Linked DNA regions of Homo sapiens: region 2 is linked to region 1. A link is an interaction called in ENCODE POLR2A ChIA-PET data of the cell type or tissue named here. Cell type or tissue: A673. All regions are shown on one strand. Each heading gives the region's core, and the rest is flanking DNA. Links, peaks and the distances in the headings are about the cores only.

Region 1 (7,766 bases), core at 3,136-5,635:
TGTGCCTGGCCAAAGCCATTATTTTTCATAAACACATTGAAAATCCACTAGGCAGCAAAGGAGAAAGACAGGAGAAAAAGTATGAAAAACCTCATTGTTTATTTGTCTTAAGACAAATTACAGTGGCCACAGGATCTGCACCCTTCCTGAAATCTCAGGGCTTCATAAAAACCCAACATTTTCAGAATACGCCTGGCACAGAGACAACCTCGAAGTCAAAGCCCCAACTCTGTCAAGACCAAGACGGGAGCACAAAGGTGGCATCCTTGAAATGAAATTCAGGTATCTTGGGTACTTCTGGGTATCTCTAGGGCTTGGGGTTCCTAAGCTTAACTAAGATACTTGCTTGTTTAAAGGCTCTGGAAGCAGAAAATCCACACTATCCTTCACAGGTCACAGCTTGGTATTTACCAATCTCGTGAGCCTGAAATTTAAGTTCCTTTATCCTTTTTCTTTGGTCTACCATGCCAATTCCTAGCCCAGGTTACCCCCAGCCACCTGCCTCTGGATTGCTAGACAGTGCTGGGATTATAAACCGCGCCTGGCCACTAAAGAACTTTTTTTTTTTTGAGATGGAGTCTTGCTCTGTCGCCCAGGCTGGAGTGCAGTGGCGCAATCTCCACTCACTGCAAGCTCCGCCTCCTGGGTTCACGCCATTCTCCTGCCTTAGCGTCCCGAGTAGCTGGGACTACAGGCGTCCGCCACCATGCCAGGCAATTTTTTTGTATTTTTAGTAGAGACGGGGTTTCACCATCTTAGCCAGGATGGTCTCGATCTCCTGACCTCGTGATCCACCTGCCTCAGCCTCCCAAAGTGCTGGGATTACAGGTGTGAGCCACCGCGCCCGGCCCCTTTGTTTCTTAAAACCAAGATTGGAATGAACTTCAACTTGCCTGTCACATTACCTTATGGTGCCTTTTACCACCTCCTCTTTTTCATCATGAAATATCTTTGTAGCCTTAACTATTATTTCCTTCCTTCTATTCTGCTGTGATTCCACTGCAAATCTTCCCTGATCTCTGGAGTCCAACCCGACCAGGTCCTTCCAGTCCCCTTCTCTTTCACTTACTTGTCTCTCCCCACTGCTGTCCCCACGGCACACCTGCCTCCATCACTTTCATATCTTTCTCTTATTAAATTTATTTTTAAGGCCGGGCATAGTGGCTCACACGTGTAATCCCAGCACCTTGGGAGGCCAAGGTGGGCAGATCACTTGAGGTCAGGAGTTCAAGACCAGCCTGGCCAACATGGTCAAACCCTGTCTCTACAAAAAATACAAACATTAGATAGGAATGGTGGCACATGCCTGTAATCCCAGCTATCTGGGAGGCTGAGTCAGGAGAATCACTTGAACCCAGGAGGCAGAGGTTGGGACAGGGCGAGACTCTGTCTCCAAAAAAAACCAATTATTTTTAATTTTTTAAAAATAGAGATGGGATCTCACTATGTGGCCCAGGCTGTTCTTCAACTCCTGGCCTCAAGTGATCCTCCCACCCTGGCCTCCCAAAGTGTTGGGGTTACAAGCGTGAGCTGCCACACCTGGCCTCCTATCTTTACTCCCTTTCTACTTGGAAACCTACACATGCTGTATTCTCTCCAATCAAACAAGAACAAGAACAGTAACACTTGCCTTGGTTCTACTGCCTTTTTGATGTGCCATCCTTCCATTCATTACCCAATTTCCTGAAGAATCATTTAAATGTGTTCTCTGGCCCTTGCTTGAGCACCTCTGGCACTGTGGACAGCTGGCTCTGATTGTTAGAGAAGATGGTCATTATTTTGAGCCTTTTAAATAGATCCCTTGTGGTTCTTGCCTACTGGTCTTAGTGTCACCTTGTGAGGTCACACAGAGCAAGTTTAATTCCCTGATGCAGACAACCTTTTCCTGTCCTGGCCTCCTCTCTCAGTCTGATCTTTCTGAGCTAGGAACTGCCAGTTTCTTCAACTCTTTTTCACAGGCTCTGCCTCTGAGTCCCCTTTGCCTTCCTGTTTCCAGTTTGACTCTCTTCTTAAAATGTCATGGCCCAATATTAAATGTGAATTATCCACATCTGCTCTGTCTCCCACAGTACAGCAGGATTCTCACCTCTTTGTTCTCCTCATTACACTTTTGCCCAGTACAATTGTGAAAGCCTCCACCCATTAACTGAAACCTCTAAGACAGCGGTTCAGAAAGTGTGGCTCATGGAGCTCCTACTTCAGAATGACCCAGAGAGCTTCATGTTATGGACTGAAAGTTTGTGTCCTCCCAAAAGAGGGTGGAACTGAATGTGTAGGTATTTTGATCACAGCCTCCAGAACTGTGAGAAATAAATGTCTGTTGATTGGGCCACCTAGTCTATGATATTTTGTGATAGCAGTCTGAGCTATCTAAGACACTTTAATAAATGGAGATTCTTGGTCCACACCTCAAACTTGAATCTGACAATCTGGGGTAGCACCTGGGAATCCACATTTTAAACATTTATGCCAGGTGACTTTTTCTTTGTTTTTTTTTTGAGATGGGATCTTGCTGTGTTGCCTAGGCTGGAGTACAGTAGTATGATCAGAGCTCACTGCAGCCTCAAACTCCTGGGCTCAAATGATCCTTCCACGTCAGCCTCCCCAGTAGCTGGGATTATCGGCATACACCACCATGCCTGGCTAATTTTTAAAAACATTATTTTGTAGGGACAGGGTCTTGCTATGTTGACCAGGCTCTGGTCTCGAACTCCTGGCCTCAAGCAATCCTCCCGCCTTGGCCTCCCAAAGTGCTGGGATTTCTGGTGTGAGCCACTGTGCTCAGCCAGGTGATTCTTAAATGTGCCCAAAAGTCTGAAAAGAAAAAAGCTTCAGGTCTTTTCTAATACTTCTTACCAAGCCTGGCTCCCTCCACCCGAGTTTGTGCAGATGGGTTTTCAGGTCCAAGGTCAAGACCTGCCATTTTCTTGTGTTACATTTCACCTTGCTAGATTTGGTGCATTGCCTTGGTCTATCAAAAATCTTTTGAATTCTTTATCTTGCAACATATGATGTCATGATAATCACACATGGACTACCAAAACCTCACTGTCCCAGCACCAGAAATCTCCTCCACATTGATACCAATCACTAACTAATTTGTACTTCATCTTTCATCTTCTTTTCCATGAGATAAATGAGCAAATTGTCTTTCTTTCTTTCTTTTTTTTTTTTTTGAGACAGAGTTTTGCTCTTGTTGCCTAGGCTGGAGTGCAATGGCACAATCTCTGCTCTCTGCTCACCACAATCTTCGCCTCCCAGGTTCAAGCAATTCTCTTGCCTCAGCCTCCTGAGTAGCTGGAATTACAGGCATGCGCCACCATGCCCGGCTAATTTTGTATTTTTAGTAGAGACGGGGTTTCTCCATGTTGGTCAGGCTGGTCTCGAACTCCTGAACTCAGGTGATCTGCCCATCTCGACCTCCCAAAGTGCTGGGATTACAGGCATGAGCCACTGTGCCCGGCCCAAATTGTCTTTAACCATATTATCAAATGCCTCACTAAAGCCCAGCTCTTCTTTGTATTCTCTATTTCCCTGTTCCACTGGTAGATGCCAATTCTGTCAAAAAAGAAAATAAAGTGTTCTCACAGGCCATTTACACATGCATTCTAGAATCTGTGGTCAGGCAATGGACTCTAGTGTGCAGAACTCACCCTTTTTTCCAGTGACGTTGTTCTGGATGTTTATGGCACTTATGTCATAGGACCCTTGACTTGTAATTATAAATGTTCTTGTCCACATCTTTTTTTTTTTTTTTTTTTGAGACGGAGTCTCACTCCATCACCCAAGCTGGAGTGCGGTGGCACGATCTTGGCTCACTGCAACCTCTGCCTCCCAGGTTCAAGGGATCCTCCTGCCTCAGCCTCCTGGGTAGCTGAGACTACAGGTGTGTACCACCACACCCAGCTAATTTTTATATTTTTACTAGAGACGGGGTTTCACCATGTTGGCCGGGCTGTTCTTGAATTCCTGACCTCAGGTGATCCACCCGCCTCAGTCTCTCAAAGTGCTGGGATTACAGGTGTGAGCCACCGCATCCAGCCCTCGTCTACATCTTGATTCAACTACGAGATAAGGAGCTCCTGAACTCTGAGCTTTTATCTTAGGTGCCTCAAAATATCTCATGGTAACTAGCACAAGATCCTACTTGGTAACCTTTCTTTGAATGAATGAATTTTTTTTTCTCTTTTTTGAGAGGGAGTCTCTCTATGTTGCCCAGCCTGGAGTGCAGTGGCGCGATCTTGGCTCACTGCAAGCTCCGCCTCCTGGGTTCACGCCATTCTTCTGCCTCAGCCTCCCGAATAGCTGGGACTACAGGCGCCCGCTACCACGCCCGGCTAATTTTTTTTGTATTTTTAGTAGAGATGGGGTTTCACCGTGTTAGCCAGGATGGTCTCGATCTCCTGACCTCAGGATCCGCCTGCCTTGGCCTCCCAGAGTGCTGGGATTACAGACGTGAGCCACCGTGCCCAGCCAAATGAATGAATTTTACATTTTATTCCCATTAACTTACTTTCTTTTTTTTTGTATAAGATGAAAGCAGATCCTGGAGTGAATACTGGAAGACTAAGCTCCCTAGGCACGAGGGAAGTGGTGTGCCTGGGCAGATCTCAGCAGTCCCAATTGTTTCTCTTAGTCACTGCTCATAAAAATCAGCTCCTTAGAATAAAAGCAGTCTTTGAAATGCAGTGTGATGAAATCACAGAAAGGATGACACAGTTTCTGAAACATCACAACATTACTGGAATCTGTAGTAATGGCCAAAGAGACACAGGAAACAGTATTTAAAACAAAACAAAACAAAACCTGGCCAGGCGCAGTGGCTCATGCCTGTAATCTTAGCACTTTGGGAGGCCGAGGTGGACGGATTACTTGAGGTCAGGAGTTCAAGACCAGCCTGGCCAACATGGTGAAACTCCATCTCTACTAAAAAAAAAAAAAAAAAAAAAAAATACAAAAATTAGCTGGGCTTGGTGGCGGGTGCCTGTAATCCCAGCTACTTGGGAGGCTAAGGCAGGAGGATCACTTGAACCCAGGAGGTAGAGGTTGCAGTGAGCCAAGACCATGCCATTGCACTCCAGCCTGGGCAACAAGAGCAAAACTCCGTCTCAAAAAAGCGAAACAAAAAAACCCCAACACCTTACCTTAGTAGAGCCATCTAAGTCAGCATAACATGCAGATAAAACCTGAGTTATGAGCTTACTGCTAATGAGACCTCTTGTGATGGCACAAAGTGTGTCGGTAGGATGTGACATGGCTGGACAGGGACATCTGGCTTTTCTCTCCATTATGGTTCCCTTCTGTATCACAACTGGTAACACATCTGAATAATTATCTGATATATAAAACACAAAGGGTGAAAAGCTGTAAATGAATGGTGGAAAGTCTTGTGGTTTTCATGGTCAAGTGACTTTCTTTGTAGTCATGCCTTTCCTATTTCTTTTTTTATTTTTTGAGACAGGGTCTCACTTTGTTGCCCAGGATAGAGTACAGTGGTGCAATCTTGGCTCACTGCAGCCTCGACCTCTCGGGCTCAAGCCATCCTCTCACCTCAGCCTTCTGAGTACCTGGGACTACAGGTGCGCACCATCACACCTGGTTAACTGTTGTGTTTTTTATAGAGATGCGTTTTTGCCATGTGGCCCAGGCTGGTCTCAAACTCCTGGGCTCAAGCGATCTGCCCGCCTCAGCCTCCCAAGTGCTGGGATTACAGGTGTGAGCCACCATGCCCGGCCTTTCCTATTTCTTTCCTATAGGCCAGAGAAGATTCCACAGATACCCCAGAACATGCCTCCACTGGAAAGACCACACAGCCCCAGGGTGACACACCTGTTCTACGTGAGGTCTAGGGCCATGGTTCTCAACTGGGGCTGACTTTGCCCCCCACATCCCAAGGGACATTTGGAAGTGTCTGGAGACATTTCTAGTAGTGACAACCGACATCTCATGAGTAGAGGCCACGATTCTGATAAATATTTGGCAATGCACAAGACACATTACCTCCACCAACAAGGAATTATCTGGCTCAAAATGCCAATAGCAATGATCTTAATAAAAATGTCATCAATGAAAGCCTTTAAGATCTAGAACAAGAAAAGAATGCACACTTTCACCATTTTTATTCTTGACAAAGTTGAAGTCCTAGCCAGAGAAATTAGGCAAGAGAAAGAAATAAAGTGCATCCAAACTGGAAAGGAAGAAGTCAAATTATTACTGTTTGTAGATGACCTATTTTAGAAAAACTTAGAAACACCACCAAAATAACCTGTTAGAAATGATAAACAAATTCAGTGAAGTTGCAGGATACACAATCAACATTAAAAAATTAGTAGCATTTATATACAACAACAGCAAACAATCTGAAAAAGAATGTAAGAAAGCAATCCCACAGCTACAAAAATATAAAATACCTAGGACTAAATTTTTTTTTTTTTTTTTTTTTTTTGAGATGGAGTCTTGCTCTGTCACCCAGGCTGGAGTGCAGTGGCACGATCTCGGCTCACTGCAAGCTCCACTTCCCGGGTTCACACCATTCTCCCACCTCAGCCTCCCAGGCTGAGACTACAGGTGCCTGCCACCATGCCCGGCTAATTTTGTTTTGTATTTTTAGTAGAGATGGGGTTTCACCGTGTTAGCCAGGATGGTCTCGATCTCCTGGCCTCGTGATCCGCCCACCTCAGCCTCCCAAAATGCTGGGATGACAGGCATGAGCCACCGCGTCTGGCCATACCTAGAAATAAATTTAACCAAATACATGAAAGATCTCTACAAGGAATACTATAAAGCACTGATGAAGGAAATTAAGGAGGACACAAAAAGATCAAAGATAGCCCATGCTCATGGATTGAAAGAATTAATGTTAAAATGTCAAGAGTACTACCCGAAGCAATTTACAGACTCAATGCAACCCTTATCAAAATACCAGATGTATTCTGCACAGAAATAGAAAAAAAAAGTCCTAGAACCACAAAAGACCCCAAATAGCAAAGCAAACATGAACAACAAGAACAAAGCTGGAGGCACTGCACTACCTGACTTCAAAATATACTACAAAGCCATAGTAACCAAAACAGCATGGTACTAGCATAGAAACAGCCACATAGACCAATGGAACAGAATAGAAAACCAGAAATAAGTCCACACATTTACAGCATTTACAACTCATTTTATTATTATTGTTTTTTTGAGATGGAGTTTTGCTCTTGTTGCCCGGGCTGGAGTGTAATGGCACAATCTTGGCTCACTGCAACCTCTGCCTCCCAGCAAGTGATTCTCCTGCCTCAGCCTCCAGAGTAGCTGGGACTACAGGTGTGCACCACCACGCCCAGCTAATTTAGAGATGGGGTTTCACTATGTTGGTCAGGCTGGTCTTGAATTCCTGACCTCTAGTGATCCGCCTGCCTCGGCCTCCCAAAGTGCTGAGATTACAGGCATGAACCACCACTCCTGGGCTACAACTCATTTTCAACAAAAAACATGCACTGGGCAAAGGACAGTCTCTTCAATAAATGTGACTGGGAAAATTAGATAACCATATGCAGAAGCATAAAGCTAGACCCCTATCTTTCACCATAAATAAACATCAATCAAAATAGACTAAAGACTAAATCTAAGACCTGAAACTATGAAACTCCTAGAAGAAAACATTAGGGAAACACTTCAGGACATTGGTCTGGGCAAAAATTTTGGGAATGAGACTTTAAAAGCACAGGCATCAAAAGCAAAATTAGAAAAATGGAATTACATTAAGCCAGGAAGCTTCTGTA
Region 2 (7,766 bases), core at 3,031-5,530, 550 kb after region 1:
CGTTTCATTTAACTTGTATAATCTCCCTCAATGTTCAGCCCAGTGAATATTTATTTAGCAGCTGTTTTGTGCCAGACTCTCTGCTTAGCATCTGGGATAAAGAGGGACTTATACTTCTACTGTAGCCATAAATACTATTGTTCTCTATGTCAAAAACACACCCATCATTATATTGTAGAGAAGATTGATATGGAAACAAAAATAATATATTGTTATGATTATAAAGTAGAGGCATATGCAAAGTTTTGAAGGAGATAGATTTTTCCTATTATCTTCCAAGTTAGAAGAATACCTAAGCAAAGAAAATTTCACTAAAGGGTAAAGGGCAAGAGTCATGCAAAAAACACAGATGTAGGCAATAGCAAACTGACTCCACGTGCTCCAAACTGTCTGTGATTGTTAGAACTTGGGGACAGAGAGAGGCAGGAGGAGATAAAATTGAAGAGGTTGGCAGCAGCCATATTATGAAGAGTCTCATTTGCTAAGCTCAGGAAAGGTGTCAACCGGGCCAGATAGGATCAGATTTGCAGATACTATTGATATAGTGGAAGTGAATATCCTAAACTTCATCATGTCCTTTGCAAGCCGGAAAGTTTGAGGCACAGAGACAGGAACAGCTCAAAGACTGACTGATCAGCTTGTCAAGAGAAACCTGCTTTTTAATTCTTATGATTTGAACTCTTTTGAATGAAGGATGTTGAGAAAAACCTGCAATGGGTACCCTTCTAATCTATTTGTTCATATTAATGATCACAAGGGGAAAGTCTTGACGTGCTTTAAGAAAACAGCTGTTGGGGTGGGCGCAGTGGCTCACGCCTGTAATCCCAGCACTATGGGAGGCCGAGGCAGGTGGATCACGAGGTCAGGAGATTAAGACTATCCTGGCTAACATGGTGAAACCCTGTCTCTACTAAAAAACACAAAAATTAGCTGGGCATGGTGGCATGTGCCTGTAATCCCAGCTACTCAGGAGGCTGAGGCAGGAGAATCACTTGAACCCAGGAGGTGGAGGTTACAGTGAGCCGAGACTGTGCCACTGCACTCCAGCCTGGGCGACAGAGCAAGACTCCATCTCAAAAAGAAAAGAAAAGAAAACAGCTGTTAATGGGAAGTGGCATGAGAAGTAGCATGAAGAGGCAGGTTAAGCTAGTGGGGTAGAGTGCAAAGTATCCCCAGAATTACAGTTTCCTTGAGATCAAGGATTCATCTTGTTTTTCTTAGTAACCAGATCCTAGCACAATGGTATCTATTTTATCATTGTACTCAGTAACTACCCAACGTGTCTACCTCCAACCCGTTAACTCCTTCTATCACATACCTGGGGATAAGGAATGCAGTCTATAAGCTTTCTCATTAATAACCACATCATTGAGAGGTACTGTAATCTTTTAAAAATTACTAGGTGACCCTAATTTTCCCCTCAAATGTTTCTTTTCAAATTCTTCCCTTAAGCAGACTTTTAAAAAGTAGATGATTCCTAGAGTTCAAATGTATGGATCTATAAGAGCATCCATTTCATAAAGCAACCCTATTTTTCAAGCTTACAGAAATAGTCTGCAGAAAAGGGCTGCAGCCAAAATGAGCTTATATTTTATCCTAAATAAGATTTCTTCACCAGAAAACAAGAGTCCAGCAGGAAGGTAAGGGACTTGAACCATTTAAATCCTGAGAAGTTGAATTTTCTCAAATTGAAATTATCTTGCACTCCTTTTACTACCACGCTCTGGGCCTGCCTTGCCCATAGTAGATACTCAGTAAATTAACACTAGATTTGACTAAATTTGTAGCTTTAGAGAGCACTTGTGTCTCTTTTAATTGTTCTGAATCATATTGGTAAACCTCCAAGTTTCATATTGCATGGTAAGCCTCCCCTATTTCTTTCCATTGCGTTTATGTTCCTTAAATAATCTAAAATATAATACTAAAAGCAGCAAGCGTTTAGAACCAGACCTTTTAAAATGTGCTCCCAGCCCTTGCTGAGATGAAGTTTAAATGTAATAGAAGCAACCTGAATTCAGGGGTGATATCCAACCACTGACTCCAGGGGCACCACGCAGGACCCAGTCCTGCAGATATATGAATGTCTGTGCACCAGGCAGGCCCTTGGAAAGAAGGGGTGTGTGGCTGTATAAATCCTGATACAGGAGGACAATGAATCCACAATGCACACACAGCCCACACCTGCTATCACACACTGTAATAAACCCCCGCCGGTGTGCCCGTGACAAAGTTGATCCCAAAGGATAGAGAGCAGTGATGGAAACTATAAATCTGTATCAATAGCAAGCCATTCCTCCCACCTTCCGTGTGTCATCTGTGTGTGTGCACAAACAAGGCCGCTGATACGTAAATACTCAGAGAAGTGTAATCCATCTCCTGCTGCACACTCGCTTCCAACCCTGCCCTGTATGTTGCCTGGAATTTCATATGGTATTCAGAAGGATCGAGATTGCCCAGCCTTTTGTTCAGAGCAAGTAAGCAGAGGAGTCTGACTCCAGCAGATTCAGAGATTTTATTTTCCCTCCTTCTTAGGGAAAAAAAAAAGTCAGCTTCTTAAAATTACATTGCTGGTGTTTATGATTCATATTACAAGCAATGCAACCTCTACACCCAAATCGAAATTTCATTTATGATATTGTGGACTTAATGTGAATAAAGGCCAAGGTCTAGTGTTTTCCAAGGCACCAAAGAAAGATGCACCTGCCACGGAGCTAGTCACAGGAGGGAATGAGAAGAAGATGGAGGCTGGGAAGGTAATGAAAGACAAAAGCAAACCCAAATGCCATAAAGTGACATGAAGTTAAAAAAAAAGAAAGAAAGAAAGGAAAAAGAAAGGAGGAAAAAACCCTATAGCATGTCCATCACCTGTGCTTGGGAGATGGACATAAAGAGATGAATTTAAGGCACACTTAAATTCCTGACACTTTTCTCCTCTAGCTTGGAAATCCTACTAGTTAAAAATATGATTGGGATAACTAAAAAGGCACAGGCGACAAGACAGGTTGCATACAAAATTCAAGGTGGTTTGAACTGATAGTCTCTTTCAACCGCACAAGAAAGAGGTAATGGAGAGAATGGTGCAGATTTAAGCAAGCTCTTGATGTAAATGAAAATAAAAACCACAACAACTTTTATATCCTTGTAGCATTTGGCTAATGAGTCACTAAAACCATCCCCGGCCCATCCATCATTTCTATTACAGAGACTCAACCACTCTCTCTCTCTAATTGGTCTAGACAGGTGTCATGATATTTCAGCACATTGAAAAAAAAAATTCCAGAGGTTTTCTTTAGTGAGACTGAAAGGTAGACACTTTGGAAAACGTTAGTCTAATTTCAACCTTCTTTGAAACAGTTTGCATTTAACAAGAAAATAAAGACAAACAAACATCTCCAGATTTAACTTCGCCTCCAAAAAGGCCCTTTAGAGGATCAAAAGGAAAATTGGAAATTAATTTGATCATTTGGAGAGGGTGACCCTGCTCTCAGAAGGAACAAGTTTTATCTGGGGATCTCACTTCATGTACATTGCTTTTCTAGAGCAATAGCAAGCAAAATTAAATACATAGGGTTTCATATGTCAACTTCACCTTGCTATGGAGCAGCTTAAGACAATTTTACACTAACCAATGATTTCAGGTGCTGCTCAGTACCTTTCAGGGAACAGGGTTTCACGCAACTCCATACTTAGGAAAGGAAAGAGTGGCAATAAATTAGGAAGAGACCAAATCTGAGGAATGGACGTGCCACCACATTTTACCAACAAAACAACAGTTCATTAATGATATTTTAAAGTTGTATTTCCACCAAGTTGTGACATAAGAGAACAACAGTCAGGAAACAGGACGTTCAGCTGGCGTTTCACTGTTCACTCATAAACTGGCAGAGAAAGAAGCAAGAAAAGTCCAGGTTAAGGGCAAAGCATGGTGGTGCTCAACTTGTAATTTCCTGGTTGTTTTCAGGAGAAATGACAATCTTGCTATTTAAATATGTTTTTGACAATGCCATTTCTTTGGGAGAAAGGGTAGCTATGCAATCGGGAATCATTCCCCAGAGAAAGAGGTGACATGAATGTCTACTTTTGTTTTCCTTGGTTTGTTTTAACTCGGTAATAAGAGCCTGGTTGCTGATGCACAAGGCTTTACTGACTTAAAAGTGATGTTCGCATTGTGGCATCAGTGCTTTCCCTGAGAATTTTCAACTTGCAGCAGCGGTAAGAAACCACAGGCCTGATTCCTGAGATGGGTGAAATGGGCCATTACCAGTAAGAGTTGTTGAGGACACCAAAGAGAAACTTGAAGTACGCTGTTAGGTCAGGTATGAATTTTAGGTGTGAATTTTACCCACCTCCTTGAGTATCTATATGTAAAGGCTCTGAAACTAACATGGCCCACAATACCCAGTGTTACCTGAGAATATTAATTCCTCCTCCAGATATGTTTTAAAAAATGGTATTTTCTTTAACAACTCGAAATGTAGCATACACTGCTTCTGATTTCAAGAGAAAATAAATGGTACAAAAGCAAGGAAATTCAAGCTTCAAACCAGTAGTTTTTATAACTTAAAATATTTAATCTCCATGTATCTACCATCTTATCTTTTCATCAATATGTCATCTAGCTAGAGATCATTTCTATCTATATATAAATTACAAATCTATGCACACAATTGGGGTTAGATGACAACAAGAAGTCATCATCTCTGGGTTAGAAACAACACATTAATTTTTTCTTTGTGTTTATATTTTATATTTTTCTGTAATAAAAGTGCTTTGCATCTCTGGCTGGGCGCAGTGGCTCACACCTATAATTCCAGCAATTTGGGAGGCCGAGGCAGGTGGATCACTTGAGGCCAGGAGTTTGAGACCAGCCTGGGCAAAATGGTGAAACTCCGTCTGTATAAAAAATATACAAAAATTAGCCAGGGATGGTGGTGCACGCCTGTAGTCCCAGCTACTCGGGTGGCTGAGGCAGGAGAATCACTTGAACCTGGGAGGTGGAGGTTGCAGTGAGCCGAGATCGTGCCATTGCACTCCAGCCTGGGTGATAGAGTGGGATTCTCTCTCTCTCTCTCTCTCTCTCTCTCTCACACACACACACACACACACACACACACACACAAAGTTTTGCATCTCTAATTATAAGTAACATTTATTTTAAATAAAGCAAGTAAGCAATTTTCTTTAAAACTACAAATCTAACTAAAAAATGAAAAGAGGAGCTGGGAAGAAAGAAAATGGCCTAGGACAGATTATCAAAAGAGTCATAAAATGTTTTCACTAAAGTGGCTGCAGGCAAAATATAATGGTCATTTCCTTATTTAATATACATGTGTTGAGCAATTTATGTCTTCTTGAAGGGCTTGTTCTGGGCATGGGGTTAGAAAAAGGAATAATAAATGGTTCTTACCCTTGAAGTGGTTATATTAATTGGTAAAGATGAATATATGTTGGATTATCAAAGCTCACTCTTGCCCCATCAGTACCTAAAACTTAAGCCCAAAGAGATAGGTGCCTGGCCTTACAAAACTCTACAAAAGAAGTTAACAGAAAGTCATATGAGCCGGGTGCGGTGGCTCACGCCTGTAATCCCAGCACTTTGGGAGGCTGGGGCAGGCGGATCATGAGGTCAGTCAAGAGATTGAGACTTATCCTGGCCAACATGGTGAAACCCCATCTCTACTAAAAATACAAAAATTAGCTGGGCATGGTGGCGCGCACCTGTAGTCCCAGCTACTCAGGAGACTGAGGCAGGAGAATTGCTTGAACCTGGGAGGTGAAGGTAGCAGTGAGCTGAGATCGCGCCACTGCACTCCAGCCTGGCAACAGCGCAAGACTCTGTCTCAAAAAAAAAAAAAAAGAAAAGAAAGTCATGATTCTGTGGACTCCAGAATAGAAAGATTTGATGAGCATAAAAGCAATGGACGAAGTTAACATAAAAAGACTGACAGCTGTGGCTGGGAACGGTGGCTTACGCCTGTAATCCCAGCACTTTGGGAGGCCGAGGCAGGTAGATCACAAGGTCAGGAGATAGAGACCATCCTGGCTAACACAGTGAAACCCTGTCTTTACTAAAAATACAAAAATAAATTGGCCGGGTGTGGTGGCGGGAGCCTGTAGTCCCAGCTACTCGGGAGGCTGAGGCAGGAGAATGGTGTGAACCCTGGAGGAGGAGCTTGCAGTGAGCTGGGATCGCACCACTGCACTCTAGGCTGGACAACAAAGCGAGACTCCGTCTCAAAAAGAAAAAAAATAAGAAAGACTGACATCTTTGCTGTACTTTAATTTCTATGTTTCAAACATCATCTTAAAATTAAAAGACAACAAAGAAAAGTGTTTTCCACCTAAATGGCTAAAGGTTGATCTACTTAATATATGAAGGAGATCGAAATTGAGAAGGAGAAACCACCAGAGGCCCATTTTAAAAGGGATAGATAATTCACATCAAAGAAACTATGACTGGCCAAAAAACATGAAGTATGTTCAAACCCACAAGTCACCATAGAAATTCTAATTAAACCAGCAATTCAATCTTGTTTTGTCCTCTGTCAGATTAATAAATGTGTAAGAAACACTAGTTCAGTAAAAGTACAGAGATGCATGCAAAAATGATAAAACCACCCTCAGGCCGGGGTAATCTTTGCAGGAAAGTGAGGGGGCAATGATCAGGACTTCGAGACTATTCGTAATGTTTTATTTCTTTTGCTGGGTGGTGGGTATATGCGGTTTGACTACATTATTCTCTGGCTTTTCTCTATAACTGAAGGAGTTTGTTTTAAAAAGGAAATAACAAAACATAATATTGCTCAGTACTAGTGCCTGTGATTGTGGCGTGGATTGGCATGGACTTTCTTCAGAGTATCAGGAACATGCACCAAGGGCCTTAAAAATGGCTTTTGAATACGAAAATTAGTTGGGCATGGTGGCACATGCCTGTAATCCCAGATACTCAGGAGGCTGAGGTGAGAGAATCGCTTGAACCCGGGAGGCGGAGGTTGCAGTGAGCCAAGACTGTGCCACTGCACTCCAGCCCGGGCGACAGAGCAAGACTCCATCACAAAAAAAAAAAGGCTTATTTAAGAGCAGTGATGTTTGGCAAAGTATTATTTCTAATAGTAAAATATTTAAAATACCCTAAATGTACAACAAAAGAGGAATAGTACAATAATTATAATACATCTAAGAGCAACTATTAAATGACTGAAATAATATTCTTGACATTTTTATTTATACAAATGAACAAAATATATTATCAAAGCAGGATACAAAGATCTATCTATGTGTACATACATATACATACATAATTATGCACACACACTGTATCATGTCAATACTGTAAAAAGGAGATGTATATGTAATATAAAATTGGGAAATTATCATGTTTTACCAGTGAACTCCAATTTCACATTGCTATTTTCTTCTCTGCCAAAAAGGGATGAATTCTACTCCTTTCCCTCAGAGAAGTTTTCACATATAAGTCGATGTGACTTATATGAAGAATTAGCTGAAATTTAAGAGAGGAGTTTAGGGTCATTTTTTTCACTGGGGAAATATATAGTCACGGAGAAGGCAACTCAACCAGTTATTATGTATAATATATATATATATATATATATATATATAAAATATATATGTAAAAGTCATAACCCCATTAACACTCATTGTTGGCCTATTTCCCCAGATATTTTACAGATACAGTTTTTAGAAAGTATAGACTGTGTTCATAGCATTTTGTATCAGCAGGTTATTTAACCCATTTTGCACCTATG

What was found. Peaks named below come from ENCODE experiments on the same cell type or tissue, not always from the same donor. Only the 100,000 strongest peaks of a DNase experiment are listed, where the experiment ranks them.
Region 2: POLR2A ChIA-PET joins it to region 1 with 6 read pairs; 2 of 35 experiments call an interaction of 5 or more read pairs at or near these places.

The regions. Positions count from the first base shown.
Region 1 is chr16:73,078,094-73,085,859 of GRCh38, forward strand. It overlaps a transcript of ZFHX3 not described here. Among named protein-coding and RNA genes, the nearest start is that of HCCAT5, 10 kb to the right of the region's middle. In A673, for the core only: no CTCF peak of the experiment used is centred there; a DNase peak (open chromatin) is centred at 4,638; H3K27ac peaks cover 1,061 bases.
Region 2 is chr16:73,626,843-73,634,608 of GRCh38, forward strand. It overlaps a transcript of ZFHX3 not described here. Among named protein-coding and RNA genes, the nearest start is that of TRK-TTT1-1, 150 kb to the left of the region's middle. In A673, for the core only: no CTCF peak of the experiment used is centred there; no DNase peak of the experiment used is centred there; H3K27me3 peaks cover 1,087 bases.